Regions from separate parts of the Homo sapiens genome. Here region 1 is linked to region 2. The links are chromatin loops, found by intact Hi-C in ENCODE. Cell type or tissue: Calu3. All regions are shown on one strand.

The links. Peaks named below come from ENCODE experiments on the same cell type or tissue, not always from the same donor. Only the 100,000 strongest peaks of a DNase experiment are listed, where the experiment ranks them.
Region 1: a loop joins it to region 2, with 3 times the contacts of the local background. A loop is called at or near these places in 4 of 110 quality-filtered maps.

Annotation. Positions count from the first base shown.
Region 1 is chr3:63,657,778-63,665,777 of GRCh38, forward strand. It overlaps SNTN (sentan, cilia apical structure protein), which reads left to right. Exons shown (of 4, transcript NM_001080537.2): 3 at 1,948-2,087; 4 at 6,160-7,435. The coding sequence ends at 6,318. Among named protein-coding and RNA genes, the nearest start is that of SNTN, 9.1 kb to the left of the region's middle. In Calu3, no CTCF peak of the experiment used is centred here; DNase peaks (open chromatin) are centred at 3,664 and 4,914.
Region 2 is chr3:63,788,066-63,796,065 of GRCh38, forward strand. It overlaps the pseudogene CDHR18P and a transcript of C3orf49 not described here. Among named protein-coding and RNA genes, the nearest start is that of C3orf49, 27 kb to the right of the region's middle. In Calu3, a CTCF peak has its summit at 4,145 (motif pointing left); no DNase peak of the experiment used is centred here.

The sequences.
Region 1 (8,000 bases), 130 kb before region 2:
AGTGGCTAATCTTTCTATGGACTTTGAAGTCAAAGATTTCATATACTTTCTTTGCGACATCTTAGCAATGTGAACTTTATTTAACCAAATATATAGCCTGGGCACTGCTCAGAGATACAATAAAAACTGAGAAGGCCCACACACTTCCTCCTTTCACCCACTTGTCTTCACTCTTGTCCATCCTCCTCACCTTTAACTGAAAAATTAGTTGCTCAAAATGCTTTGATGCCTTCTCTTTCCACTTTGAAGAAAATCCTGATTCCTTTACACGGCCTACAAGTCCTGCATGATCTAGCTTTTGCCTACAAACACCCTTCCAGCCCCTAGACTCTACTCACAACTGTCTTCTTTCAGAAATCTGCCAAATATGTCAGATTTCTTCTGACCTGAGACTTCACGTATCCAGCTTCCCAAGCCTGGAACATTCAGCAAATTCCTAATCTCACCCTGAACCTCACCCTTTTCGTGGCTGGCTCCTCCTCATCCTAGTAATCTTAGCTTAAATATTAATCTACTCACGGAGGCCTTCCAGACCACCCATCTAAGTAGTTTTCCTCCCAGACCCACTCTGTAATTTTTTTCCTGTCTCTGTACCTTCCTTGCCTCATACATCACAAGTTGTAAATATATATATATATATATATATATGTAAAATATATATAAGTGGACAAATAACATACAATAACAGAAAAAATAAATACATGTGTATACATATACATACTCTTGATTATTATTGATTTCTTTGCTAGATCGTAAGATCTATGAGAGCAGAAACCACATCTGAGGTTTTTTAATTAAAAAAAAAATAGGGACAAGGGTCTTGCTATGTTGACCAGGCTGGTCTCAAACTCCTGGCCTCTAGCAATCATCCCATCTCGGCCTTCCAAAGTGCTGGGATTACAGGCATGAGATCCAGTGCCTGGCCCCACATCTGGTCTTGTCCGCTCTGTATTCTGGGAAGTAACAGGCACTTAGTAAGCACTCAATATGAAAATCATGTTATTCGGACTGAACATCATTCTTTGAAACTGTCATTGTTGCACATTACCTGGACTGAAAGCTGGGACATTTTGTTCTTATTTTCTTCAGATTCATTCATTTAACAGCATTTATTAGCACCTACAATGTAGCAGACATTTGTACTGTCACTGGGAATACAGTGATTTTAAGAAAAAAGGTCTGATCCCTGGCCCATGGAGACTGCTTTCTAGTTGAGGAAAGGACAGGTAAACATGTAATATCTGTAAAGGGTGATAAGTTCTACACTAGGGGATGTATTGGTGACTAAAAGAACACAAAGCATACGAATTTTCTTCATGGTAACTTGTACATTTCCCTGTGTTCACAGCAGCACAGTGGAAAGAAACGAATTAGCATTGCCCTATCAAGAAGCTTACCTGAGAGAAACCAGCTGGGAGATCACTCTGTTTTAGGCCACGAGTCAAAGAGAACCCTTATTCATCATTATAGCAAAGAGCTTTTCCTGAAAGTCATTCTCCTTTCTCATACTGACACGAAGTGATGCTGTGTCTGACACAGAATATAAATTCCACAAGAGTAGGACTTCATTTTATTCGGTGATTCCTAATATCAAGGACTGAGCCTCGTCCATAGTACATGCTCTATCAATATTTGTTGAATAACTGAATGAAATTACAGATCAGAAAACCAAAGCTTAGAGAGGTGAGAGACTTTTCTAAGGTCACATGGCAAGCAAGTGGTAAATCTCATATCTAACTCTACTAATTCTAATTGCTATTAAGGGACCTTTGTTCTCGGTTGTTTAAAGATGCAGGATTGGAAACTCCCACATCCTTCTCCCAGATAGGAGGCAAAGGGCCAAGATTTAGAAGGTTCCCTACAGTTCCCTTGGAAGACACAACAGCAGGTCTGGGGAAGGGTTATTTCTAACTCAGGATACTTTATTCCACATTTCTTCTCTCCTAGCTCTGAGGAAGTGCTCAGATCTGGAAAAAGCTATTGCCACCACTGCTCTGATTTTCAGAAATTCTTCTGACTCTGATGGTAAACTTGAAAAAGCTATTGCCAAAGATCTGCTGCAAACCCAATTTAGGAATTTCGCAGAGGTGAGAGAATTAACTTGCATAAAGAAACAGAAACTACACCCTCATGGCTGACCCAATGAGCAAATAACTCCAGCTCCAGGTCCCTGTCATGTTGTCTCACGTAACAAATGTTTATTGAACACCTACCTTATGCCAGGCAGTGAGCTGCACTGGAGTTGATGCAGTGAAGACAGCAATCCCCAGCAGAAGAAAGAAATACACTAAAAAAGTAATTAAAAATAGTCAAAGGATGTGAAAGAGTAGAGCATTCAGTGAGAGTAAAACAGAGGAACTATCTTGGGGCAGGTAATCAAAGATGGGCTCCTGGAAAACTAAGGTATAGCTGAGATCTGAAGAATAAGCAGGAGGTAGCTAGGCAAGGGGGAGTGAGAATGATGGCGTTCCAAGCAGAGATCTGGAGGGCCAGTTGGTGAGAAGGGATGGGACGGTAGCTGGGAAGTGGTTAGAGATGAGGCTGGGGAGGCGAGGAGAAGCCAAATCTTACAGAAGCATAGCCTGATAGCAAGAGGAAGCCAGGAACTATGTCTACGTCCAGGCCTAAGAAATTACACCAGCTGCAGTACAGAGAACAGACTAGGGTTGGGGGTGGAATAGGAAAAAAGGGAATAACTAGCTGTGGGGAGGCAATTCAAGAGAAAGATGGTGATGGCTTAGACTACGGCGGTGAAGATGGAGATAAACAAACAAATAGAAGAGACGTTTAGAAGGTGGAATGAACAAGATCTGACAATTGATTGACTGTGAGAGTTGAAGGATAGGAAAGAAAATGATGACAACCCAATTTCTGACTTACAAAAGGAATGGTGGTGTTCCCACTCCTAGAGAAGAAAAAGGCTAAAGAATAAGCAGGTTTGAGGTGGGATGGAGGTAGGGAGGAGATGGCGAGTTTCATTAGGTTGTGTCAGTGTTTAGATGTCCATGAAATATTTAAGAGGAAGACTTAGCAACAGGACAGATGAGTTCAAAGGTGAGAATAGAGATCTGTGTTCAAAATATGGAAATGAGAGTCAGCAGTATATAATCAGTCACTGGCCTAAAGGTTACTACCTTACTCACCTAAGGGTATATTTCTCGAATTTCAGTCATTGAATACCATATTTAGTATTTTTCCCACAACTGCCTATAGCCTGTGTTGCTTAGAACTTTTCCTTTATGTTTTCTCTCTACTTAAGTAAATTTTTATAAGGACACCGTATCATTATTCTTATTGTAAATTCAGTGGATTAGAGTAAAAAATAATAGTGAAAAAATAGACGACTATCAATTCTTATTTAGTGTTTAATATTTATTCTTGCATCACCTAAAATGGCATTACATTCTATCGGCAGTATATATTCATACTTTGGAAAATACCAGCCTAGGGAAAATGTGTAAGAGGAAAAGAGGGCCTCATATCAGCTTAAACTATCAATATTTATTGATGGGTAGAGCAAGAAAGCACATAGAGGCAGTCTCCAAGTCCCTGTATCTGTTCTGAAATATTGAAAAGATATTATTCTCTCTATATATGCACACATACACATACATAAACACCTATATATGGTTTCAGTGCACTACAGTTATATAAGATGTCACCCACTGGGGGGAGCTAAGTCAAGGGTACAACTTTCTGTGAGTGGGTGATTATTTCAAAAGAGAAAGGGAGAATATAGTGTAATACACAGATAAATGAACGGAAGTAAATGTTAATAAGGGTTAGCTATTTTGAGTAATGGGGTAAAGGGTTACAGTCACAGTCCTTTTTTTAAATTTACTTTTTCTAAATGTTCTATATTAAACATGTATTTTTCTGATTTTTTTTTTTTGGAAAGCTACTTTTTCAGGCAGAAATATCAGGCAGAATTTATCAAGAGATAACAAGTTTTGGGGAGTCTAAGGAAAGGATGGGTAAATAAATCCTATACCATTTGCCCACATCCAAGGCCAAAAGAAATGGGGCCCATATGCCAGACAGAAAGGGGGCTCATTACCTGGTAACCTGGCAAATGCTCAGCAAGCTTTTAACACATATGAAAATGAAGAACTAATGGATGCACCATCTTGATGTAACTCATCATCCCTCTCAGAACACCAGGGGAAAAGAATTAAAAACCGGTCCTTAGGAAAGACACCTTCAGCCTCATGTCTCTCAGTGTAGGCTAAACCCTAGAAGTACAGCCAATTTCTGGATCTCTCTAGCAGCAGGCACACCCAGGCCTCAGTGTAATCTTGCCCTCTGCTCAAGATGAAAGCAGAGCCATATTTCAGGGACTTGAGGGGACAGTTCATTCCAAGGCATTCTCTGCAATGTCTGTCAGAATGCTGCCTTGGCCCAACCGCCCTGCCCCATGAGACCCCCTAGGGCAGGTGCATTCACGTGAGTCAATGGCAAAGCTCAGGAGCCCACTTCATTCCTAACTGGGCTTTCTCCTCAATCCCCATGTTGCGTCCCCTGATAAACTGAGCTGGTTCTTTTGGCGAAGGCCTGAGTTCTAAGGGGAACATTGCCTTTCCCATAAGGCTAAACATGGTTTTGGGGATCTTAGCACCTTATAGCCAGTCAGATAGAATTTTAAAAAGCACCTAAAGGCACTACTGGGAAGATACAAAAAGGTGACAGGTCATGCCCCAGGAGGACTGGACCTCAGAAAATGGTGTGCTCTTAAAATATGCAGGAAATAAAAGAAGACCAATACCTATCTCATACCTCTGAGCAAACAGTGTGCCATTCTGCTAGTAAAGTGGTCCTGTCTACCTGTGTCTTGGAATCTGACCCTTTCTAAATAACACTCAGCTCTCCTGGAGGGAGAGAGTAGAGAGCTCCCCTTGGCCCTCATGGATAGGGTGATGGTGACCTCTTGAGGAGAAACAGCCTATAAGAGGAATGTAGCATCATTCCCAAAGTGCCTTAGTCATTGCTGTGATGGCTTTGTACACCTAGCACATGGGTGAGCATTTGGGAACAAACTAAATGCAAATATGGTTCAATATAATGGTGAATCAAATGACTTTAACATTTTTATTGTCACTGGGGAAGATATTTCACAAGCTGTGATTTGAAATTAAAAAGTCTCTCCATTTATATACTATTAAGATGCTTTCCTTCAATCTGACTATTTATGAACACTGTGAACATAGTTTGATTTATAATCAAACTAAAGCTAAATAATCTTTCAAAGCATGTATTTTCTTTTAGCATATTATATTCTATATTTCTGGATAATCTTAAGTCTTAGATAACGAACCCATAGAAGATACCTTCCCTAACACAAAGATTGTATTTTGAAAATTTAAAAACATAATATGTGTGTTCAAAAAAAGGCAGAATAGCTTAGCAGTTAAGAGTATGGGCTGTCAAGAGGTAGATGGGCTACAAACCCTGGCTCCACACCAAAATCTTCCAGCTTGGCGCAAGTCTCTTAATTATCACCTGTCTCTGATACTGCATCTGTAGGATGAGGATAATAGTGGTATATATTCAATAAGGTCACTATGATGATTAGAGGAGATAACACATAAAAAGATTTCACATGGTGTTTTACTGGTAGCATTGTTGGCAACTTGATGTGTTATTATTGTTAATAACATGTTTATTATTTACTATGATTTGGATGTTTGTCCCCTCCAAACTCCATGTTGAAATTTGATCTCCAATGTTGGAGGTGGGGCCTTATGGGAGGTGTTTGAAGTCATGGGGACAGAGCTTTCTTGAATAAATGAATGCCCTGCCTTGGGGGTGGTGAGTGAGTTCTCACTCTGTTAGTTACCACAAGAGCTGGTTGTTTAAAAGAGCCTGGAACCCTCCCTCCTCCTCTTGCCCCCTCTCTTGCTGTGTGATCTGTTCATACACCAGCTCCCCTTCACCTTCTACCATGAGTGGAAGCAGCCTGAGGTCCTCACCACATGCAGATGCCTGATCTTGAACTTTCCAGCCATCAGAATTGTAAGCCAAATTTTTCTTTTTTCTTTATAAATCACTCAGTCTCAGGTATTCTATTACAGCAACACTAAACAGACTAAGACATTATTGTTTATGATCTGTAAACCTAAAGTCTATACAACGAATTCGGTTTTTATTTCTCCATTCTCACAGGGACAAGAAACCAAGCCAAAATACAGAGAGATCCTTTCTGAACTTGATGAGCACACAGAAAATAAGCTAGATTTTGAAGACTTCATGATCTTGCTCTTAAGCATCACTGTCATGTCAGATCTGCTACAAAATATACGGAATGTAAAAATTATGAAATGAACAGTTTTAAATATGCTGTATAAAATAATGGCAAAAGACAGTGTTATTAAAATGTTTCCATCTTATTTTTGATTAATTGAATATATCTATCATGCATCTGAAATTGCCTAGGATGGTTCTGATTGCTGGTATTCAGATCCAATGTAACTCCAAATATTTACCCATACACTTCAAGAATGTTTGAATGATAAGGTCTCTGTGTGCTTTACAATAGGATAGATTTGATACCACTGAATAATAAATGGCTTTTGCTGAGTCAGTAGCGACCTAGAGCACTCTACTTATAGTCATTGAGTCACTCATTTATTCACTAAACATTTGTTGAGCATCTACTTGATGGAACTGCTGAGGATACAGTAATGAATTGGCCAGGCAATTCCTTCCTTCAGACATGTTTGCAGAAGTCTAGCAGAAGAGATAGACATTGAACAATTTTTAAATAATTGCATACACAGTATAATTAGAATTGAAATAAGGGCTATAGGATGCTAAAAGAGATTATCACCTGATCGGAGTTCAAAGGTCAGAAAAGCTTTACTGACATTCTATAAAAAGCAAAAAAAAAAAAATTGGTCCATGGATGCCAGGGATATGGGTGGGAAATGGGGCTGTCCACAAATGGCACAAGGGGAGTTTTTTATTTTATTTTATTTTATTTTATTTTATTTTATTTTGAGACAGAGTTTTGCTCTTGTTGCCCAGGCTGGAGTGCAATGGCACGATCTCAGCTTACTGCAACCTCGATCTCCCAGGTTCAAGTGATTCTCCTGCCTCAGCCTCCTGAGTAGCTGGGATTACAGGCGTGTGCCACGATGCCAGGCTAATTTTTTTTGTATTTTTAGTGGAGACGGGGTTTCGCCATGTCGGCCAGGCTGGTCTCGAACTCCTGACCTCAGGTGATCCGCCCACAGCCTCCCAAAGTGCTGGGATTACAGGCTTGAGCCACCAAGTCTGGCCAAGGGGACTTTTAAGGGGGCTGGAAATGGTCTCCATTTTGATTGTGAGGTGGTGGCTACAAGATTGCATGCATTTGTCAAACTCATAGAACTGCACACTGAAAAGAGTGAATTGTACTGTATGTCAATTATACCTAAATAAATCTGACTTAACAAAAAAATAAAACCCAGTATTCTTGTAATCTCTGAACACAATTTAACCAACAATTCCTTGGGATTATGATGTAAAAGTAGTCATATCCCAGAGACCCACACCGACTCCCATGACCACCTCCTGTATTCCTGAATATAAATTACATACACACATATAGTCAACGCCTGAACCTTTAAGGTAGACTCTCACAAAGATTTTTATTCATGTAGGACCTCACTTGAGGACAGCAGGCCCCAGTAGGGTAGCTCAGCATATGGCAATGGGCACTCAAGGTCCCCAGAGCGGGCACTGGGCAACAGCCAGAGGCACAAGCCTTCATCAACCCTGGCTTTCAGAGATGCCATCTTACTCTATCTTTACATGGGAGTAATAATGTTCCCCCTTTCCAACTGCAGGAACTGAGGATTACAGTAGCTAAATGATGGTCCAGGATCATTGAGGCAATCAATTTCAGAGTCAGAATCCTGGCAGAAGCAAAGAGGTGCCAAAAGGGGAGGAGAAACAGGAGACATAGTTTTCCGGCTTTGATTCCCATTTTGTTCCAGTCACTTGCTAAGTTCCACAATCAGGCA
Region 2 (8,000 bases):
AAGAGCAGGGACATAGAAACCATGGCTGGATTCTTCTGGGTTCTTAGCATCATTGATAATAAAAATAACAACAGTGATAGCTATCAGTTACTCTGACCCTGTGCTCAGGTTGTTCCTTAATGAATTCATTTAACCCTTGAGATAATGCTAGCCCATCTTACAGGTGAGGAAACTGAGGCTTGCAAATGTTAAGGAAGTGATCCAAGAATACATAACTAGTGAGTGGTTAGGCTGAAATTCAAACCCAAGTCTTTCTGACTCCAGAGCCATTATGTTATTCTGCTGGTCTCATGGAAGACTACATTCCTGGGAGAAATACAATATGTCTTTCTATTTTTAAACTTGTTTTAAAAACATTTTGAGAGGGGATTAAAGAATCTAGGTGGGTGAAAACGTTGTTACGGAGCAACTCAGTGTCACTGTTTACAGAGGAAGATGAGGAAGGATAAGGAAAGAAAGGACAGGAAGGGGACAGAAGGGGAGGACAAGGCAAGAGAAGAATGGTCTAAAATGGAGCCCTGAGAACTTGCAACATTGGAAGGGCCAACAGAGAGGGGTAAACCAGGAAACAAAATAAGACACAGTCGTTCTTTCTTTCTTTAACCTCATTTAATCCTCATAACAGCCCGGAGGAAGATCCTATTATTAACCCTATTACAATTTAAAAAAAAAAAACAAAAAAAACTGAGGTACAGAAAGGTTAGGAGACTTGCCCAGGGTCACAAAGCTAGAAACTAACAAAGCCCAAATTTTAACCTAAGCTACTAACCTTAGAATCCGTGCTCTTCTGCTGATATACTATGTCTAGTTCGGTTGATCGACCCAGAGTAACATTTTCTTGAGGGGTATTAGTACTGAAGTATGATCTGGGCTGATTTTTTTTTCCTAATAGAAAAATATTTTATGATTCTTTTGAAGCACAAATATTGGCTAATCACTGATCACTTACAACAGGGGTTCCCCAACCCCCAGGCCACAGACCAGTACTGGTACGTCATCTGTTAGAAACTGGGCCTCACAGCAGAAGATGGGCGGCGGGCGAGCGGGCATTACCACCTGAGCTCTGCCTTTTGTCAGGTCAGTGGGCATTAGATTCTCATTGGAGTGTGAACCCTATTGTGAACTGCGCATACAAGGGATCTAGGCTGCACGCTCTTTATGAGACTTCAGCTAATGCCTGATGATATGAGGTGGAACAGTTTCATCCTAAAACCATCTCCCCTTCCTCCATTCATGGAAAAATTGTCTTCCACAAAACCAGTCCCTGGTGCCAAAAAGGTTGAAGACCGTTGATCTACAAAACCTTGTATAGGAGAGATACACTTTTAAGAAAATAGTTTCAAACTATAAATACACATATAATCCTATCCATTACATTAGTGTAACTTTGAATCTTCATTTTGGGACTATGTAGAGTAGAATATCACTTCACCCTGAGCATTTTCAACAGAAGTACAACAGGGGGCCGGGTGCAGTAGCTCACGCCTGTAATCCCAGCACTTTGGGAGGCTGAGGAGGGTGGATCACCTGAGGTCAGGAGTTCAAGACCGTCCTGGCCAACATGGAGAAAACCCATCTCTACTAAAAATACAAAAATTAACCGGGTATGGTAGTGCACACCTGTAATCCCAGCTACTAGGGAGGCTGAGGCAGGAGAATTGCTTGAACCCTGGGGGCAGAGGTTGCAGTGAGCCAAGATGGCGCCACCGCACTCTAGCCTGGGCGACAGAGCAAGACTCTGTCTCAAAAAAAAAAAAAAAAAAAAAAAAGGAAGTACAATGGGACATATGCTTGCCCTTGAAAGCTTGAGACTTCACACTTTACATGAAATCCTTTTTCCTTTCCTCCACAGTATATTAGATCCCTCTCATACATCCACTTTATAAGCAATAGGAATGGTTTTTTACCTGTAAACGTCCACTGGACTATTAGAGCCATTATCCTTCCTAGCACAAATCCTTATGAACCACTCTAATACATTGTCCTTATAGCCAGCTATAAAGCTAGACACCTCTATGCAAGTTTTCGCTGTAGTATCTTTGCTTGCTGAACCCAGACCCAGCCTCAGAATCCTTCTCAACACTCCTGAGAGCCTCTATCCATCAATAAGAGAGGGTATGCAAGTGGAGTATGATTTGCCATCCCTGACCTAGCCGGATTTTCTCAGTGGACTTACCCAGGTGTTTACTGTTTCCCTGGTAGCAGCCAAGACATCTGAAAACAAATATTTGTAATATATGCAGAATTGTTGAATCCTAATACCTGGTGTAGGTGGGCCCAGGAATGTGAATTTCTAACAGGCTGACCAAAGTAATGTTTATGTACTCTGAATCTGGTTCTTTTAAGGCGATTTTCAACCTTGGCTATACAATAGAACCACCTGGAGAGCTTTAAATGGGACAACGTCCAGAACACACCTGAGACCAGTGAAATCAGAATCTTGGGGGTGTAACCTGGGAACGAATATTTATTAAATGGTGTATAATTTCATAGTGCAGCCAAGTCTAGGATCTTGCTATAGCACATCTACCTCTTTTTTTTTTTTTTTTTTGGCACCTCAATGCAGTAATCTATTTAAGACCTACATCTTTCATGGATCTGAGTAGATCAGTATTCATCATTCTTTCACATCTTCCCATTAGACGATTAACTGCATGATTTAACACTTGGTTTGTATAGGTTCTCTTGCAGCTCAGTGGCCTTTGTTTTTGATATGTATCTTCAGGTTTCCCCAGAAACAGACCCTAAGATGAAAATTTGTGTGGAATTTATTTAGTAAGTGCTTCAGAAAAACTGTGGAAGAGGGATTGAGATGGCAAGGAAGCCAAACAAAAGTGTGATTGCAAAGTCCCACAGATGCAGCTTTAGCTTGGCCCTGTAGGCAAGCTCAGGAGTACACGTTATGCCTCAGAGTTGTCCCCACACAAGGAAAAGAGATGGGGCTTTCATATTCATTGAGTGGTTAAGGGTTACTCCAGGGAGATGTAAATTCCCAGGTACTTTTTGTTTTTTCAACCTGCAAGAAACACCCAAAGGCAGCCCTCTCTTCTGGGTGATGGAAGCAGAAGCACATTGAAATTGGTGGAGAATGGGGTGCACCACACAAAAATGGCAAAAAGGTATCCAAAGGGATATGGGAAGAGCATGGATATTGTCCACTGCAGTCTCTAAAACTTCCTTTGTTGGAGAAGGCTGAAATAATTGTTTGGCTGAATCATACTAGAAAGCAGAGTTAGTTACCATATTAGGAAATCAATCACCTTATATGTGAGTAGCATTTAATTCTGTCCCTCCCATATTCTTTGATAAGTCTGTTAGCAAGTGGGTTTCATTTCATCTCTGAATTGATTGGTAAAGGCTACCCAGAGCATTGTACTGAGAGAAAAGGTGAGCTCAGGTTCAGTTAGTGATGCCTGCGGTGAGCAAATGAGAAGGCACCCAATACTGTCAGTGAACTCTGATGCCTCTGGTACCATCAGAATGCCTAGGGAGCTTTTAAAAAATACTGATGCCTGGGCCCACCCCAAGAGATTCTGATTTAATTGGTCTGAGAGGGGGCCCTGGCATTTGTGTTTTATTAAAAGCATCCCACTTGGTTCTATTGTTGCAGTCAAGACAAAGAACCACAGTAATATTCACCATGAATTGCCATGCTATATTCCAGTTGTTCCAGGCAATATTTTCAAGAATACTTTAAAACAATGAAATAAATCCTCCTAAAAATAAATATTTTCTTATAATTTCTTCCTTAGTCTCATAAAAATTTCTTTTTCAAATGTGAACATCAGGACTTTTTTGTTGGTTTTGTCTTGGGCCTTCAACAAAGTGTTGACTTAAACATGCTAACTGATGCCAGATCTTCATCTTGCGTGAAAAGACTTAAATTCTTGATTTCTTTTCGTATATCCTTCAAATATTTACACTCAGAGACATACATACCTCTGTAAAACAATCATCTTTACCTATAGAAAACGTTGCCAGAATGTATACATTTGCAGTGTGTAACACAGAAAATAATAATTCATTGTGCAATTGTTTGGACTTTATTGCTTGCAGCAAAATGATTTAGCAATGGCATGACTACCAGCTACAGTATGTTACAAACTTGCATGCCATCTTGTGGAGGATGTTGCAAGTTGTGCAACTATGAAGTAAACAACTGCCCCAAAAATATTTGTTAAAACTGTGATTGTGGTTTTCTCCAAATACCTGACTTTCACTTGAAGAATTAAAGATATTTTTCTAGATAATTAAAGCTTTTCTTAAAATCACTTTTCCACAATTATATAGCTACTTCAAGCCAAATTGTTTTTCGGCGTGAATAACCCAGATAATTGCCTCCATTCTCAAGTTTATTTGGCCACTCTATGCCTAAACTAAATGATATTTCATCACATAACAAAATTATCTAACATCATATCATATGACTCAAACCTTTTCCCCCCTTTCTCTTGGTGTCACAAAAAGATAAAATTTTAAGATGACGTTAGGGTAGAAGACCAGGACACTGGGAGCAACCCAGAAATTAATCTCTCAAGTGGTTCTGCAAACATTTCCTGAGAGTCTATTATGAATTAAGAAAAACAAGGCCCACTGCCTGTTTACGTGAAGGAAGAACACAGATAATACAATTTTATAGGAGCATTGATATGTCTACAGGACCACAAACCGATTAGGTAAAAGACAACCATTCCCTTGCTATGTAAATTGGCATCAAGTAGCCCAAAGAGTTAGTTTTTCTACTAGGTGCAAAAGGTTTACATCCCTAGGTAATCTCACCTTTTTAATAAATATGAGAAAAGATTTGTGTGCGTCGGCACTATCCAGGTGATGTGGTATTACATGAACAGCAAAACATTTTTGTTTTGTCTTGTTTCGTTGTCTGTTTACTTTGACCAGGTTAACCATTGACAAATCTTCATTTTTATTTCTGCGAATAGACTTAAATTATGGATTCCTGTGTAGTGATGCCATGAATGGGTTCCCACTCCTTTCACACGCTCTCCTTCTTGACACTGACCACAGTGGGTTTTAAGGAAACCCCAAAGAGCTCTTTCTGTTCCCAAAAAGATAGCCACCCTTATTCTCCTTCAAGGGCAATGACTATATCAACTGTTTAAATCTCCTAAGAGACTAGTCTCAAGCATAAATTATAATCAATGCAGACTATTCACCTCCTGCCACCTTTAAGCAACCACCAGGACATATCCATCATACCTCACATATCTCAGTCATCCCAGGAAGTTCAGTCCTCATCACCAGGACAACCGCTTATCCCACTGATATCATCAAACCCTTTCAATATGTCCTCAAAAATTTAGTCTCTCATCAGCAACCCCCCTTTTATCCTCCACCTCTTCTCTGAATGTTCCCTTTCCCTTTCACATTTCTCTGGACAATTCCCTCTCCTTCTCTTGGAGGCAGCAAATTCATGCCTTTTTCCCCTTCTTCGAGTCTCCAGCACTCCCCACAACCCCCTCCCTCTCCTCACTCTCTGCTGCTGGCCTCATTTCTTATTTCACTGAGTGGAAGCAATCAGAAGAAAATATCCACTGCCACTATTTAAAATTCTTGATTATCGTTTTAAAATTGCAAACTATTCCTCTATAGAGTTCCTTATCCTTTTCACTGCTTTATTTTGCTCCGTCACACTAGGCAGCATCTGATATACCAAAATATATGGGCAATCTTCCTACCGCTAGAATATCAGCTCCATGAGAGCAGAGATTTTTGTCTGTTTCCTTCACTGTTAAAGCCCCACTTCTTAGAATATGCTTGGGACAAATAAGCGCTCAATAAATAATTGTTGGTCAGGTGTGGTGGCTCACACCTGTAATCCCAGCATTTACTGAGGCCAAACAGGACAATCGCTTGAGCCCAGGAGTTTGAGACCAGCCTGGGAAACATAGCAGGACACTGTTTCTACAAAAATTTAAAAAATTAGCCAGTGGTGGTGACATGCACCTGTAGTCCCTGCTACTTAGGAAGCTGAGATGGGAGGATCACCTGAGCCTGGGAGGTTGAGACTTCAGTGAACTACGATCATGCCACTGCATTCCAGCCTGGGCAAGAGAGCAAGACTCCATCTCAAATACCTACACACACATACACACACACACACACACACACACACATTGTTGGAAGGGCAAAAGAACGAACATGCAATTACTCTACTTGCCATTTTGAATATGTTCCCTTATACCCCATCTTCCTCCGTTTCTATAAACAAACTGTGCTTCTGACAGTAGGCCCTCCACTCATGCCTGGATGCCATCACTTCAACAACTGTTGTCACTAACTCCTGCATTATTCATTTTCTCCTCTCTATTGGATTATCCCTATCCACATAGAGCATGCTATAATATTTCTCATCATTCCAAAGTAAAAATTTCCCTTGATTCCAAAATCTCCTTTAGGTACTATCCTATTTCCCTGCTCTGCTTTTTAGGAAAATTCTTCGAAAGTTGTCTCTGCTCACTATGGCTACTTTCCTCACCTATCATTCTCTTGAAACTTCTCCAATTAGACTTTCATTCTCACTTCACCAAATGAACCCACTTATCAAGGTCACCAAAGATCTCCTTTCATTCACTCATTAAACACCTCCTATGTGCCAGGTACTTGTCTGAGTTCTAGCAATTAGCATTTTGCCACTTCAGTGATTGGTGATCTCAGTTCTCATCTCCCTCAACATCTCAGCTGCACTTGACCAATCTCTCCTTGAAATACATCGTCCTGAGGCAGGAAAATAGGGTCTGGAGGCAGGGAACCTAAGGCTGTTTCACTACCACTTCCTAGAACTAAATTGAAAGGAAAACCCTAACTTTCCATACCTAAGTAACAAAAGGATCAGAGGCTACACTCTGCAAACCCCCCACCTTTTCTGCCCTGCAGGTGGGAAATTGGCTGTCTGCAATAAATCAGCCTGGTTGCCGTCCCGTCTCCCTTTGCAAATTTTTAACTTCACTCCAGCCTCTGAATTGTTGCTGTTCACAACCAATCAGACTGATTGCGGGCAGAGCCTTTGTTTGCATAGAAGTTTAACTTTGTAACTTCACCCCAGCCTCTGATTGGTTACTTTTTGCAACCAATCAGATGTTTGCATAGGAATGTGACCTTTTTAACTTCACTTCAGCCTCTGGTTGGCTGCTTTCTGCAACCAATCAGACTGATTGAGGGCTACCATTTTATTTACATGAGGTGAGCAGGAAGTGGCCAATGGGAAACGTCTAGGGGGTATTTGAACCCAAGAAGATCCTGTATCCTTGCCCTTGAGCTGCTGCTCAGGTCTGTTCCCACACTATGGAATGTTCTTTCGTTTTCAATTAATGCCTGCTTTATTCTTTCATTGCCTCACTCGTTCTTTGCTTTGCTGGTCCTTTTGTCCAATTCTTTGTTCAAAATGCCAAGAATCTGGACAACTTGCAGTCACGACCCTCTACCAGTGACAGCCCTATACTTCTGGGAGACACTCCACTCTCCTGATTTTCCTTTTACCTTGCTGGTCCTGTTCAATCTCATTTGCTCAATCGTCCTCTTCCTTCTAACCGCCCGAGGTGATCTCATTTGGTTCCAGGCTGTAAACACTGTGTACAAACTGGTAATTCCACATTGACACTCCAGGCCCCATGTCTTTGATGAACTACGTATTTTTAAACCTACTTGCCTACTCTTTCTGGTTGTTTAATTGGCTTCTCAATGTAAACATGTTCAAAACAAAGCACGTGATTTTCCTCCTCAACTTCATTTCTCTTTAATGAGTTGCTCAGGCCAAAAACCTAGAAACAATCTTGATCCCTCTCTTTCCATTATATCCCACACCCAATTTGTCAAGTTTGTCAACATTACCTCCAAAATATATGCAAACTGCCAACGTGTTTAGGGGGAAAGGGCAACCATGTTTGCAATTTACTTTGAAGTACACAAATATAATAAGAGGAATTCATATATGGATACAAAAATGGATAATGTGATAATGCAGAGACAGTAAAATATTAATA